Linked DNA regions of Homo sapiens: regions 2 and 3 are each linked to region 1. A link is a contact called in ENCODE Hi-C or POLR2A ChIA-PET data. All regions are on one chromosome and are shown on one strand. The core of a region is the stretch at or near the end of the contact, and the rest is flanking DNA. Distances in the headings are between cores, read along the strand shown. Region 1 overlaps NFAT5 (nuclear factor of activated T cells 5). Region 2 overlaps CYB5B (cytochrome b5 type B). Region 3 overlaps CYB5B (cytochrome b5 type B).

Region 1 (4,338 bases), core at 1,172-3,671:
AGGCAAGCTATGAGAGGCCAAGTTGGGTAATTAGGGTATTAATGTGTCAGAAAGCAGGAGGCAGTAGCAATGGGAGATTGGTTACAACAGGAGATTGATCAAATAAGTAAACATAGTAAGATGAAAGGAAATCAAGTTTCTCAATAAGATGAAAGGAAATCAAGTTTGTCAAACAGTGAGTTACAAACAGAGAGAGAAAAGAAGAAGGAACCCTACGGTATTGCATTGCAACGGGAGGTACTGATGTGAACTCATCAGTCAATATGTACAGATAGAAAAATATAGGTATAAATGTGTATATATACCTGTGTGTGTGTGTACAGACATATAAATATACATATATTCCCTAGCTTCTGTCCTCTGAAAGGTCCTAGGAGAAGCAGCACCCCAAAAGTAACCAGGGCTTTTCAGAGAAATAGTATCAGGGCTGGGACAGGCAAAATACAAGATGAACCTGGAATGTCTTGTTTTGCTAAAGGTAAGAAAGTACTCAAAGAATTACGGGGGCATATCAAAAGGACACAAAAGACAGCATGGGTTGGGTGCGGTGGCTCATGCCTGTAATTCCAGCACTTTGGAAGGCCAAGGCAGGCAGATCACCTGAGGTCACAAGTTCGAGAGCAGCCTGGCCAACATGGCAAAACGTCGTCTCTAGTAAAATACAAAAATTAGCCAGGCATGGTGGCACGTGCCTGTAATCCCAGCTACTTGGGAGGCTGAGGCAGAAGAATCTCTTGAACCCAGGAGGAGGAGGTTGCAGTGAGCCGAGGTCGCGCCACTGCACTCCAGCCTGAGCAACAGTGAGACTCCATCTCAAAAAAAAAAAAAAAAATTTAGCTGGGAGTGGTGGTGGGTGCCTATAGCCCTAGCTGCTCAGGAGGCTGAGGCACAAGAATTGCTTGAACCCAGGAGGAGGAGGCTGCAGTGAGCCAAGATCGTACCACTGTACTCCAGCCTGGGTAACAGAGCAAGATTCTGTCTCAAAAAAAAAAAAAAAAGGAAAAAGAAAACCATAAAAGTCCAGGAAACACCAAGGAATGATTTCAGATTCAAAGAAACTAAAGAGATATGACAACTAAATGGACATATAATTCTAAACTGGATCCTTTTGCTATACAGGAAATTACTGGGACAATTTGCAAAACCCAAATAGGATCTAAGGACAAGGTGAAAAAAATGTATTGATGTTAATTTTTATTTTGATAGCTATATTGTGGTTACATAAGGGAATATTCTTATTTGTTGGAAATACCAAAGTATTGGGAGGCAATGAGGAAACATGTCAGCAACTTATTCTCAAATGATTCAGAAAAAAAGCAATAAATTATTTGCACTATATTCACAACTCTTTTGTAGGTTCAAGATTGTTCCAAAAAGTGCATTCAGGCATACATTTCATTAGGAATTTATTAATTACTACGGATTCAAAAAATTCAGCTATGTAACTGTAGCTTCATATTATAAGATCTCAATTTGCAAAGAAATGAATCTATCAGAGTAAACAAACTTATTTCATGTCTTCATTTTTAGGTATCTGGCAATCAAAAACCAATCTAGGGCCGAGCGTGGTGGCTCGTGCCTGTAATCGCAGCATTTTGGGAGGCAGAGCTGAAGGACTGCTTGATCCCAGGATGTCAAGGCTGTAGTGAGCTGTGATTGTGCCACTACATCCTAGGCTAGGTGACAGAGCAAGACCTTGTCTCAAAAGAAAAAAAAAAAAGAGAGAAAGAGAAGAAAAGAAAGAAAAGAGAGAAAAGACCAATCTACCTTGTTCTCCCTCTCACTTTTGCTACACTTTCTGTTTAAAATCAAACAAAACCAAATATTTTAGTTGAAAAAGGCAACAGAATCTTGGTTACAACACATACCATGAGTCTTCTCTTGGTCATATAATTACTTGTTTGACATCTTATTTGCCACAGTCACAGGGGCTAAGTATTTTTGTCTATGCCAGCTCCTCTTCACTATCACCTTCAACCTGACAAAGCAGTAATTAAACATTCATTCAACATTTATTTAGCACCTGCACTGATCTAGGGACACAATACAAAAGAAAGTCACCCTTATTAAGCAGTTCACAGTCTAGAGATAATAAAATGAGTCAAGTTTAAAATAATGCAGTATGTGCTTTAATAAAGTATGAAGTGTTACACAACTGGAGAAGAGGGAACCTTTAATGTTATCTGTGGAGGATCTGAGAAGGCAGCACAGAGGATGTAACACCAGAAGTCAACCTTGAATATTGAAATGGCTATTTAGCAGACAGACTGGGGAAAAGGAAGGAGAAACTATAAAAGCAAACCTGAACAAAAAGAGTATTTTCATCTCAGGTTATTAGGTAACTCAGTTACTCAGAACACGGAAGTTACAAGCAGTAACATGAGATGAAACTACTAAAGGCAGGGTGAGGCCAGATTATGACAGGGCTTGTGTATCATGCTAAGCAGTAAGGGTTTTATCCCTCAGCACACAGGGAGCCTTTGAGGGTTTTAAGCAAAGAAATGATAAACTCAAACATATATTTGAGGAAGATCATCCTACCAGGAATACAGAGAATAGATTAGGTCCTAGAGATGGCGATGAGTAAGAAGGTTTTTACAATAATAGCCTAAGCAAGAAATAATGAAATCCTGAACCAAGGCAGTGGCAGTGAAATAGTCAATAGGCTACGAATTTAAAGCTGTTTAAATGGATGAACTAAATTGGATCACTGGCTACGGTGGGGAAGGGAGAGGGAAAAAAAGGAGAGTTCCAAGTAGCACATAGAACTCTGGCTTGGGAAAATTGATAAAAAGTGGTGCCATTTCCTGTGATAGAGAATATAGGAGTTAAGAATAAACCTGGAAAGAGAATTCAGTTTTAAATGATGAATTTGGATGCCTATGGGACTTCCAAGTGAATACATAAACAGGAGAGAGGTCTAGCAATTGATGTTACTAAACAAATAGCCTGCTTTACTTTTGTTTTTTATATCAAATCTGTCCTAGAACTACAGTTTTGCCTTTTTTTTTTTTGAGACAGGATTTCGCCCTGTCACCCAGTGACACGATCACAGCTCACTGCAGCCTCAAGCTCCCGGGCCTAAACTGATCCTCCTACCTCAGCCTCCCGAGTAGCTGGGACCACAGGTGTGTGCCACTATGCCTAGCTAGGTTTTTGGTGTGTGTGTGTGTGTGTCTCTGTGTATGTGCTTTATAGAGACAGGGTCTCCTTTTGTTGTCCAGTCTGGTCTCCAATTCTTGGGCTCAAGTGGTCCTCCTGCCTCAATCTCCCAAAGTGCTGGGATTATAGGCATGAACCACTGCACCTGGCCTAGATTAATTTATTTAGAGTTATTGCTTGCTTTTAAAAATACACGTAAGAAATAAAAATTCAACTTGCCCATGATCTCATCAAAGATAACCATTAAAACAATGGTATACTTATGCTTCCTTTCCATACTTTAATGCAAAGTTTTTAAAAGTTGAATAATATACATAAACAATATCAAATTTTCACTTGAATATAACATTAATTTCCTACATGTACCATCTTTTTGACACCCCTCAGGTTGTTACAAATCATCTTTGTATCTATTTCCTACTTCTCCAAATGGGTTGAAAACCCTTCATGGACCAAAACTATGTCATGTCTTCTCTGACTAAGGTTCGGCAGTACGCTACTTACAAGAGACACTCACTGTTTGTTGATGAGGTTATAAAAATATTAAGGAAAGCTACTGGATAATAATTCTAAGTTGTAAAACAAGCTTCAAGAAAACTTCTAATTTTAATATTATTTCAGAAACACTGCTAATAAATAAGAGGTAATAAATGAATATATCAGTGGTGAAGAAACAACATTGTACCTGCTATAAAATGAACGACAGCTCAGTAAATATTCTCATTCATTTATTCATGTACTCATTCACTCAATAAATATTTATGGACTGCCTGATGTACACCAGGCTGGGGATACATCAACAACAAAACAGACAAAAATATGTCTTTATGGACCTTCCATTCTAATGGGCTTAAATTACAGTGACTGCTTGCTTGTCTGGTGCTATAGTCTGAGTGTTAGTGTCCTGCCAAAATTCATGTTGGAACCTAACATCCAATGTAATAGTGTTAAGAGGTGGGGCCTTTTAGGAAGTAAGTCATGAGGGCTCTGCCCTCCCAAAATGGAATGAGTGCCCTTATAAAAGAGATTGAAGGACACTGCCTTGGCCCTTTCACCACATGGGTACACAATAAGAAAGCATCATCTTCAAAGCAGAGAGCAAACCCTCAGCAGACATATAATCTGTTGGTGCCTTTATCCTGGACTCCCCAGACTCCATACTGCAGACTATCAGCA
Region 2 (4,338 bases), core at 516-3,015, 170 kb after region 1:
TCTGAAAAAAAATTTTTTTTTTTTGAGATGGAGTTTCGCTCTTGTTGCCCAGGCTGAAGTGCAATGGCACAATCTCAGCTCACCGCAACCTCTGCCACCCGGGTTCAAGCGATTCTCCTGCCTCAGCCTCCCAAGTAGCTGGGATTACAGGCATGCGCCACCATGCCCAGCTAATTTTGTATTTTTAATAGAGACGGGGTTTTTCTCCATGTTGGTCTCGAACTCCCAATCTCAGGTGATCCACCAGCCTCGGCCTCCCAAAGTGCTGGGATTAAAGGTATGAGCCACCATGCCCAGCCTCTGAAACTGTTTTACCAAATAAAGCATTACTTACTCAGAAAATTAACCATTTTGTAAAATTATATTTAGCACAGTCCTTGACTTAAATACTCAAAAAACATTTACTTAAATTAGCAAATTTAGAATTTATATTATTTAATATATCAAAATTTGTATTTTTGAAATATTAATGCTTTTTACTTTTTATAACAACCATTTCAGCAGGAATAAATTATCATTCCTATTTTAAATAAATGTTAATTCAATTGAAGTATAAAAACTGTAAGTGTTACTTCCCAGTCATAGTCACCAGCCTATGAGCTCCCTGAGGATAAGGATAACTTCTATTTTTATCTCCTAAAAGGTCTCCACCCAGTGAGTGGGTCTCACATCCCAGTATTTAAGAATGCTATTTTACAGCAAGAGTAAGACAGCCACGATTCACTTGTTATTATATCTGAAACTCTCAGGTTATTATATGTGAAACTGTTCTTTGTTGTGGAACTAAGTCATCAGTTCTGGAATTATGTCCCAATTTGTTCTATACACCTAAACTATGGATGATATTTTTTCCTTTTGACACAACCCAACTATTGTGTTGCCTTTCAGAGTAAAAGGACAATAAAACTCCTTCATAGATTACAACATTTCAGGGAATGACTGAATTTTTGACTTGCTACACAGTTCTTTCTACAAGTACTTTCACTTTCATCAGTCTCTCACCACTTATAAACAAGAGAAAGCACAACACTTTTTTAAAATATTAAGTAAAAGTTATATATTCGCTGTGGTAAATTTGGAAAAAAGAATAATCAACTAGAGTCCTGGAACAGAAATAAGTCCAGTTAACAATTTGGTGCATAAAACTTCATTTTTCCTGTGTATTCTTTCAATCATTTCAGCCATTAGTCTACAATTTTTTATTGAATCCTTACTATTTTGTGTGGTAGGCAGTGATAAATAAAAGTTTTTTGTGTTCTCACAAAGTGAATTCATGTAGTACATAATGTTTTGTAGCCTGCTTCTTTTTTTTTTTCACTGAAGCAAGTGGGGGTCAGAGTGATCAAACAAAATTCTACGGTTTAATAACTTTCACTCTAAAATATGGTCTTAATAGAGATGGCTTAGAACAAGCAAAAAGACGTCAGGGAGCTTTTGGTTTCTGTTTAGAACTCTATAGTCTCCAGATAGAGTTAGCGAAAATCAAATGGATGCAGGGCTGCCATGGGCCACTGGCAGCCCAGCTGGAGGAGTTGGAATCACTGCACTAGGCCCGAGGCTATAGCAGGGTCCTGGCCAGTCTTAGGCCAAGATAATGCCCAGGCTGAGGAGCATACGAAGGCCTCGACGAAAACCCAAAGAGCCCCGGCACCCCAGGAGAAGCCAGACCAGCTCTCAGTGAAGACAGAGGGTAGGAGCTACTGTCCAACTCCAGCGTCAGCCACTGGATGGTCCCGCCCATGTTTATCATCTGCTTCTTCTCAGATATGATCTGCCACTACATGTTCATCCTGGTACAGAGCGACAAGAAGCTCACCCAGGAGCAAGTATCTGACAGTTAAGTCCTAATTTGAAGCAGAGCCTTCAGTGAAAATGGAAATTACATTCCCAAAAAGTCTTTTTCTTGACATGAGAATATTACATCAACAACCCAGAGGATAAAAATATCACCACTTCCTCCCACTATGCTCTCAGGCATGATGAAAGGAAATATAACAAACGTCATCCCTATGATTCTTACTTGTGAATGGATCAACATTGACATACTCAGGCATTGTTGCAACCAAGGTCCTATTTCCACTGACCCTCTGTTTTTTGTTGTTGTTGTTTGTTTGTTTGTTTGTTTTGAGACGGAGTCTCACTCTGTTGCCCAGGCTGGAATGCAGTAGCACAATCTCGGCTCACTGCAACCTCTGCCTCCCAAGTTCAAGCGATTCTCCTGCCTCAGCCTCCCAGGTAGCTGGGACTACAGGTGCCTGCCACCATGCCCAGCTAATTTTTGTGTTTTTAGTAGAGACAAGGTTTCACCACGTTGGCCAGGCTGGTCTCGAACTCCTGACCTCAGGTGATTCACCCGCCTCGGCCTCCTAAAGTGCTGGGATTACAGGCATGAGCCACTGCACCCGGCCGACCCTCTGGTTTTAAGCCTATGCTGCAGCAAGTTATCAAACTACTCACATTAGATCCACCCTGAATGAGCTCTGCATCCTGGTATTTCCTCAACGTATTTGGGCTTCAGAGAATTTACTGTGATTCTAGGCCAAGATAATGGCAACTGACCAATAAGAAATGAGGCAGGAGCAGATGACCAGAGCAGCCATGGCCATGCCCACAGAAACCAGCAAAGCTTCCAAGACAAAGTAGAAAGTTCTGGAGCTGATGGGTCACCAGTGGACACCAGATGATGTCAAAGAGCTCATGGGCAAAGGCCTTCACTTTGAAGTTATGTTCAAAAAGGAGTTACAAGACCAAGTGCCATGGCTCACGCCTGTAATCCCAACACTTTGGGAGGCTGAAGAGGGCGGATCACTTGAGGCCAGGAGTTTGAGACCAGCCTGGCCAACGTGGTGAAACCCTGTCTCTACTAAAAGTACAAAAATTAGCTGGGTATGCTGGCGCTCACCTGTAATCCCAACTATTCGGGAAAACCACTTGAACCCGGGAGGCGAAGTTTTCAGTGAGCCACAATCGCACCACTGCACTCCAGCCTGGGCAATACAGTGAAGCTCTGTCACAAAAAAAATTTTTAAAAAAGCCTCTATTTTTTGAAGACCAAGTAGTAAAAATTAGCTCTGCCAGAACTTGGAGTAGTCCTTAACCTGCTAACTTGTGTTTGAGCTAGAGACTCTCAGAATTTAAAAAAAAAAAAAAAAAAAGGATAGCTAGGCACAGTGGCTCACACCTGTATTCCCAACACTTTGGGAGGCCAAGGCAGGAAGATTGCTTGAGGCCAGGAATTCAAGACCAACCTGGGCAACCAAGCAAGACCTTGTTCTCCACAAAAAAAATTTTAAAAATTAAAAAATTATCCAGGCATGGTGGCCTGTAGTCCTGGCTACTCAGGAAGCTGAATTAGGAGGATCATCCAGAAGCCAAGGAATTCGAGGCATGGCGCCACTGCACTGCAGCCTGGGCAACGGAGACCCTGTCACTAAAAAAATTAAAAATACATAAATATTAAAAAGTAAAAAATAATAATTTAAAAAGAAAGATATATGAGCCGCTGAGCATGCAGCAAGGATCATTCTTATCTGAGCCAGGTTTCCCTTTATGCCTGAAACTAGAAAAAATGCAGTGTGTGTGCTGGATGATTTACAGGGAAAGAGCCATTTAAAAAATGTTTTACATTTTCCTTCTGGTGACTCTAGAAATGAGAGGCAGAGAAAGGGGAAAACTTAAGCTAGCCAAAATATAAACATTTACCAAAAATTCAATCTTTGAAAAAGCATTATTATTTTCTGAAAGATTTCATGTAAACAAAGAAAGAAAAAGCATTATTAATTATAACTAATTATTATATGCAGTCTGACTTTTAATCACAGTAAGCTCCTATTTTGAGATCCAAGCACCCTGCATTTTTATATTTAATTGTTAGTATTTTTATAACTTTCTTTACAAAAGTAATAATTTTCATTACCAAAAATTTAGAAACTATAGATAAGCAAAATGAATCTCCCTGTATTGTTCATTCTGAGCCTACAGGATGACATGAAGAGCAAATACGTGAAAACTTCATTCACACAAACTCTTTTCAGACAGATTATCCAGGGCCAGGAAAAGTAGCAAACCTTCTATATATTTTAATACTATCCAGGGAAAATTAGTGACCCTGACATACTGCCAGATCTATTTCCCATCTAGGGAACTTTCAGGATCATCAAAGACAGGTTAAGTAATGGGAAGTTCTTGATCTAGAGTTGAGAATATTATCAAACCCACTGAAAAAAAATGAGTTTCTATACTGTATATGTCCAGTCAGTTGAACTAAAAACCCCAGATATTCTAGATAAGAGTTTACATAACTTTTTAAGAAGGCAGAGAGATCAACTGCTGGCAGAC
Region 3 (4,338 bases), core at 531-3,030, 150 kb after region 1:
ATTAAACATTAAATTCAAACTTTGGTAACAAGAATGGGGTTATCCTTTCCTGTTAGTAATCCTCAGTTCCTGTGACAGTGAAATAGCCGAGCCCTAATGAACAATCTCTCAACAGAAATCTGATATGTTAGTAATGTTAGATGGCTATCAGTATGTTTCAAAGGTAATTATAAAAACGGTTTATTTCCCTTGTTTTATTAACACAGTCACTAAACTTCAATCTCAGTGTTTAATTTTCCCCAACAGTTTAGCTATTTCCAAGAAAAACAATCATTTGAAGACTGGCATTGCAGATAACAAAACAGTATTACCTGGTACTGGCTTCTCTGTCAGTAGGTATTTTCAGTGGAAACAGAACCTCAAACCTGGCTACCCCGTTCCCACTTCACAGCCATTAAAACACAGCCTTGCTTTTTGCATTTCACGATTATCAAATGAACGATTCACTTCACGAAAAGAACAGTGAGGAGAATCCTGGAGAACCACGGAACTCCCCACCACGTTATGCTAAACACACCATTAGCACAGACACGGGAGACTGTCATGCTTCTGAAATCCTTTTCTTCCAGAACACCTGAGGATTACAAAACCAACACTTCTACTTAAAAAACACCTTTTTAAATTAAAAATAATAAGTGTAGTCGGGGCAAGAAAAGGAAAACAGTGTCTTTATTGTGTGTAGTTCTAACAAACGTTCACTGTGTGCGCATTCCAGCAGAAAGAGACAAAGATCTTTGTTCAAAATATTCTGAAAAAGGTAAACTAACTGCATTATTGAATACACAAAAGGAATGTTACCGTTACTTGTTCATAGTCAAAGGTGAAGTTAAAAAAAAAGGGAAGTTAAATAACTGAAGTAATGGTTTGCCCAAATAGCAAACGTAGGATACAAGCGTGGGCAAAGAGCAGCTACTGAAGCTCATGAGGAGGATGCTGGATATAGGGTAGGTAACTTGACAAATGCCTCTGCTTCTTTGGAACCTTCTTCCTAGATCACCCCCACAAATTCCAAACCTGGCTCTTTCAGAGCACAACAGCCAAATGTAACTAAACTCCTCATTACTTCTGTGATATTTGGCAACAGAATAAGATAGTTTAAAAAAAAATCAATTTCTTGTTGAGACAAGACATGTCTGAATCCATTTCTCTTGGGGTAGGAGGAGGTAATGAACATTAACGTTCTGCATCTCAATCTCCTAAAATGGAATTTAACCAGATAGATATCGCTTGAGATTTTAAAGCAGGAGATACCATAAGTAATGATACTCCAGGCCTGTAAAGCATTTTTCATTGTCCCACATTGCAGCTAAATGAGTATAAACTCGACAGTGTTCTGATTTCACAACATATGCATTTATGACAACTGCTAAAACAACTTTACAGGCTCAAACGATAGGTTCCAAGGGATTTTTGTTTTTGCTTAAGCAGTCTTGAAGAGATCTAAACACAAGATAAACTTTGACCCCACCACTCTGTTATCTTTACAAATGCAGAAGTCATTTGGAAACCAAAACCAATTGCTGAGTAGGGGCTGAGGAATTTTGGTGTCATTTCAAACTAGACTCTACTGAGGCAGGTTTAAACCCTGGCTCTCAGGCCAGGGGCAGTGGTACCAACACCCTCTATTTCGGTAGCATGAAACTTCTCTCACCTCCTCCTTCGTGTCCAGCAGCCATGATGTGTACAGTACAGTTTGCAGCAGCAGCAGCAGCAGCAGCTAGTCTTCCTCAGGAATAAACAACCGAACACCCCAGAGACCAGCTCCAGGTGGCACTGTCAGCCAATGGGGACTGGCTCCACTTGCTCTCCAGAGGGTTTTTCACCAGCTACCCATGTCAAGACTGTTTTGTGAATTCAAGTCTACTTCCTAAAAAAAAGGTCCTTTTGGATGGATTTGGCTAGTGTGCTATACTACTTTATTGTATAGAAAAACCTCTGCAAACTCTCACACAAGATTTAGCTTTCACCTGGCTGTTTTTGTAGGCAACAAAATAACAGTAAATGGACCCCAAAGTGATTTTCCAGATACAAAGTGACATCACATCGGCAGTAGTTCAGAAGAAGCCCTGGGTACTGGGGGATTTCATGGGTGGAAGAGACAAAGTCTAATTATCTTTTCCTCTGGCTCTCAGCAAAAAACAAGTGCAGATGTAAACAGGAAAAGAAAACCAATGTGAAGTAGAAAAACATACCTTTTGCATTGGCATTTACCTTAAAAATAACAAAAACACCAATTTTACTTAAGATGGTAGTTCTTTAACATTTCTTATAAGCCAGATGTTTTTCATTCAATTTCGGACATTGCCAACACACTTTTACAACTGATTCAAGTTATCTTCAGGCTTGGCTTTAGTTTGAATGTTCCCTTTCAAGCTCCTCAATACTCCTCTGTTCTTTACTTTTACCCCAATGTACTCCAATAATCACGCAATTTATTTATTACAGGCAATCATATACCAATCCTTCCTTGCCTTTAAATAGAGAAGCATCAAGTCATACCACTTTTGTTAAATAATAACCAAAGTTTTTTTCAATATTGTCTTAAAAGTAGCATCTTATAATGCATACAAACATTTTTCTAAAGATAAAAGCTTTACTAAACCCATATCCCTGATAATAAAAGTCAGCCAGAAATCTCCTAAAATTACTCCCAAATATATCCAAGTGTGCAAGTACAAGGTTAATATTATTTTGATGAATTCTGTATTCATTCAACTGCTAAATCACAGGATACAAGACCTGGGTTGAACTTTTTCTTAAATAGTTTACATGGGCAGTCCCTGGTTTGCTGGGCAGTTTCCTGTCTCATCAAATCCCTGGCAAGCTGGGAGGGAGGGAGGAGATGCTGAGCAGCCTCTATGGTCCTTCTTGAACCAAGCTGCTCCCTGCTGGATATGACAATGGCTCAGAAGCAGACTAGCAATTCTCAAAGGACAGGGAGAAAAATCACCACAGTTGCTGGCAGAAAACAGCCAGTGTACTATTTATTTCCTCAAGTGCTTCCATGGGGGAAAAAATAAAAGTCTAATATGCCAGAGAAATCATCATTGAACCAATAAGACACAGTAACATAATTCTAGTAACCTACTTCTCAATGAACACACATCTGAGAAAAAAACCGCCAGTATTTTATTCTCATGGAAAAACAGAACAAACCCACAAGTTGGAGTCACGGAGATAAAATACAGATGAAATGGAAAACGGTCTGTTGTCATGAACTCTCACTTTCAAATACCATTTTATATGGAAGTTACTTTACTGCGGGGCAAACAGAAGGCCATGCTGGAGTCTCTTACTTTTGGAAAATGGAGAATCAAAAATTTGCTAATCAACAAACAAAAAAGGAGGGAAACTCCTTGGTAAAGCTCTACAAACATAATTATACATTTATATTTTACCAATAAAAGATAGCTAGGGTAGAAAAAACAGATGGTTAGAAACTGGTGCCAAACCAAAGTGAAAGCTTTGGTGCCTTCTCTAAACTCCTATCCTGTTTCTTTAGAAAACACCAGTTTTCTAAAGAAAGATTACTCTGAATTCACCAGGGTTCTATCACCCCAATTCATCCCTACCTTTCCACCCCCAAGACACGAAAGGGCCATGTAGTTTTTTGTCCGGCACCACTTGGGAAGGGGCTGGGCTCAGGGGCTGGGAAGAGCTACCTGCTGCCCTAGCTTGAAAGGGAGGAGGTGGCCACACCATTCTTTGTATTTTTATCACGCACATAAAAGAACAAAAATCATTTGGCAGTTTTAAGTTTAATAGGTGCAAACCTTTACTTCAGGAATTAAACCCCTTATGATAAATAAAAGAATTAAATCAGATTTTTTTTTAATACAGATAGGGGTCTCGCTATGTTGCCCAGGCTGGTCTTGAACTCTTGGCCTCAAGCGATCTTCCCACCTTGGCCTCCCAAAGTGCCAGGATTACAGGCCTGAGCCACCACACCTAGCCCTAAATCAGAATTTTTTAAAAAAAATTTACTTAAAAGAAAAATGGAAAAATAAAACTTTCAACACTAGACTGCCGCCCTGTTAAGAATGTCTAATATGCAATCAAAGTATTGGAAAGCAGGCATTTTTACCAAAGAGCAATGTCACTATAACTTATGAACAGAAAGTTGTGAAATATAAGGGTACTCATGGAAACCAGTGAAGAGAGGAAACACCGGCAATTGTTCAACACGGAACAGTGAGCAGGTACTTTGGGAGTAAGGCTCTGAGAGATGGAAGACGCTGGTCTCAGATCTGAGGTGATGTCTGGCCAATCGTCTTGGCTCCAAGGGGGAAGAATGCAACTGGCAGGATTCGAGGAGAGGGCACTTCTGCAGCCCCCAAG

Evidence for each region. Hi-C counts contacts between places; a loop is a spot of excess contacts on that map. ChIA-PET counts read pairs that join two places held with the same protein, here RNA polymerase II (POLR2A). Pooled maps may share reads with other maps.
Region 2: a loop to region 1 is called in a pooled map, with 4 times the contacts of the local background. The contact joins two enhancer-like sites. A Hi-C loop is called at or near these places in 4 of 50 pooled maps. POLR2A ChIA-PET finds 5 or more read pairs at or near these places in 4 of 52 experiments (AG04449, RWPE1, activated CD4-positive, alpha-beta T cell and 1 more).
Region 3: a pooled map shows a loop between it and region 1 (1.9-fold over the local background). The contact joins two enhancer-like sites. A Hi-C loop is called at or near these places in 7 of 37 single-sample maps with no recorded cell type and 5 of 50 pooled maps. POLR2A ChIA-PET finds 5 or more read pairs at or near these places in 4 of 52 experiments (AG04449, WTC11, activated CD4-positive, alpha-beta T cell and 1 more).

What each region holds. Positions count from the first base shown.
Region 1 is chr16:69,611,539-69,615,876 of GRCh38, reverse strand. The region is part of intron 2 of NFAT5 (nuclear factor of activated T cells 5); the gene reads right to left. Among named protein-coding and RNA genes, the nearest start is that of NFAT5, 48 kb to the right of the region's middle. RefSeq lists an enhancer at 2,275-2,434. Within about 2 kb of position 2,421, at least 10 of the 41 ENCODE cell types and tissues checked have a DNase peak (open chromatin) inside an H3K27ac peak, as active enhancers do.
Region 2 is chr16:69,441,643-69,445,980 of GRCh38, reverse strand. All of the region lies in intron 1 of CYB5B (cytochrome b5 type B), which reads right to left. It also overlaps the pseudogene LOC100420066. Among named protein-coding and RNA genes, the nearest start is that of CYB5B, 19 kb to the right of the region's middle. RefSeq lists enhancers at 1,478-1,737, 1,768-1,847 and a silencer at 2,194-2,476. Within about 2 kb of position 1,765, at least 23 of the 41 ENCODE cell types and tissues checked have a DNase peak (open chromatin) inside an H3K27ac peak, as active enhancers do.
Region 3 is chr16:69,462,578-69,466,915 of GRCh38, reverse strand. CYB5B (cytochrome b5 type B) reads right to left here. Exons shown (of 5, transcript NM_030579.3): 5 at 652-4,338. Among named protein-coding and RNA genes, the nearest start is that of CYB5B, 40 kb to the right of the region's middle. Within about 2 kb of position 1,780, at least 5 of the 41 ENCODE cell types and tissues checked have a DNase peak (open chromatin) inside an H3K27ac peak, as active enhancers do.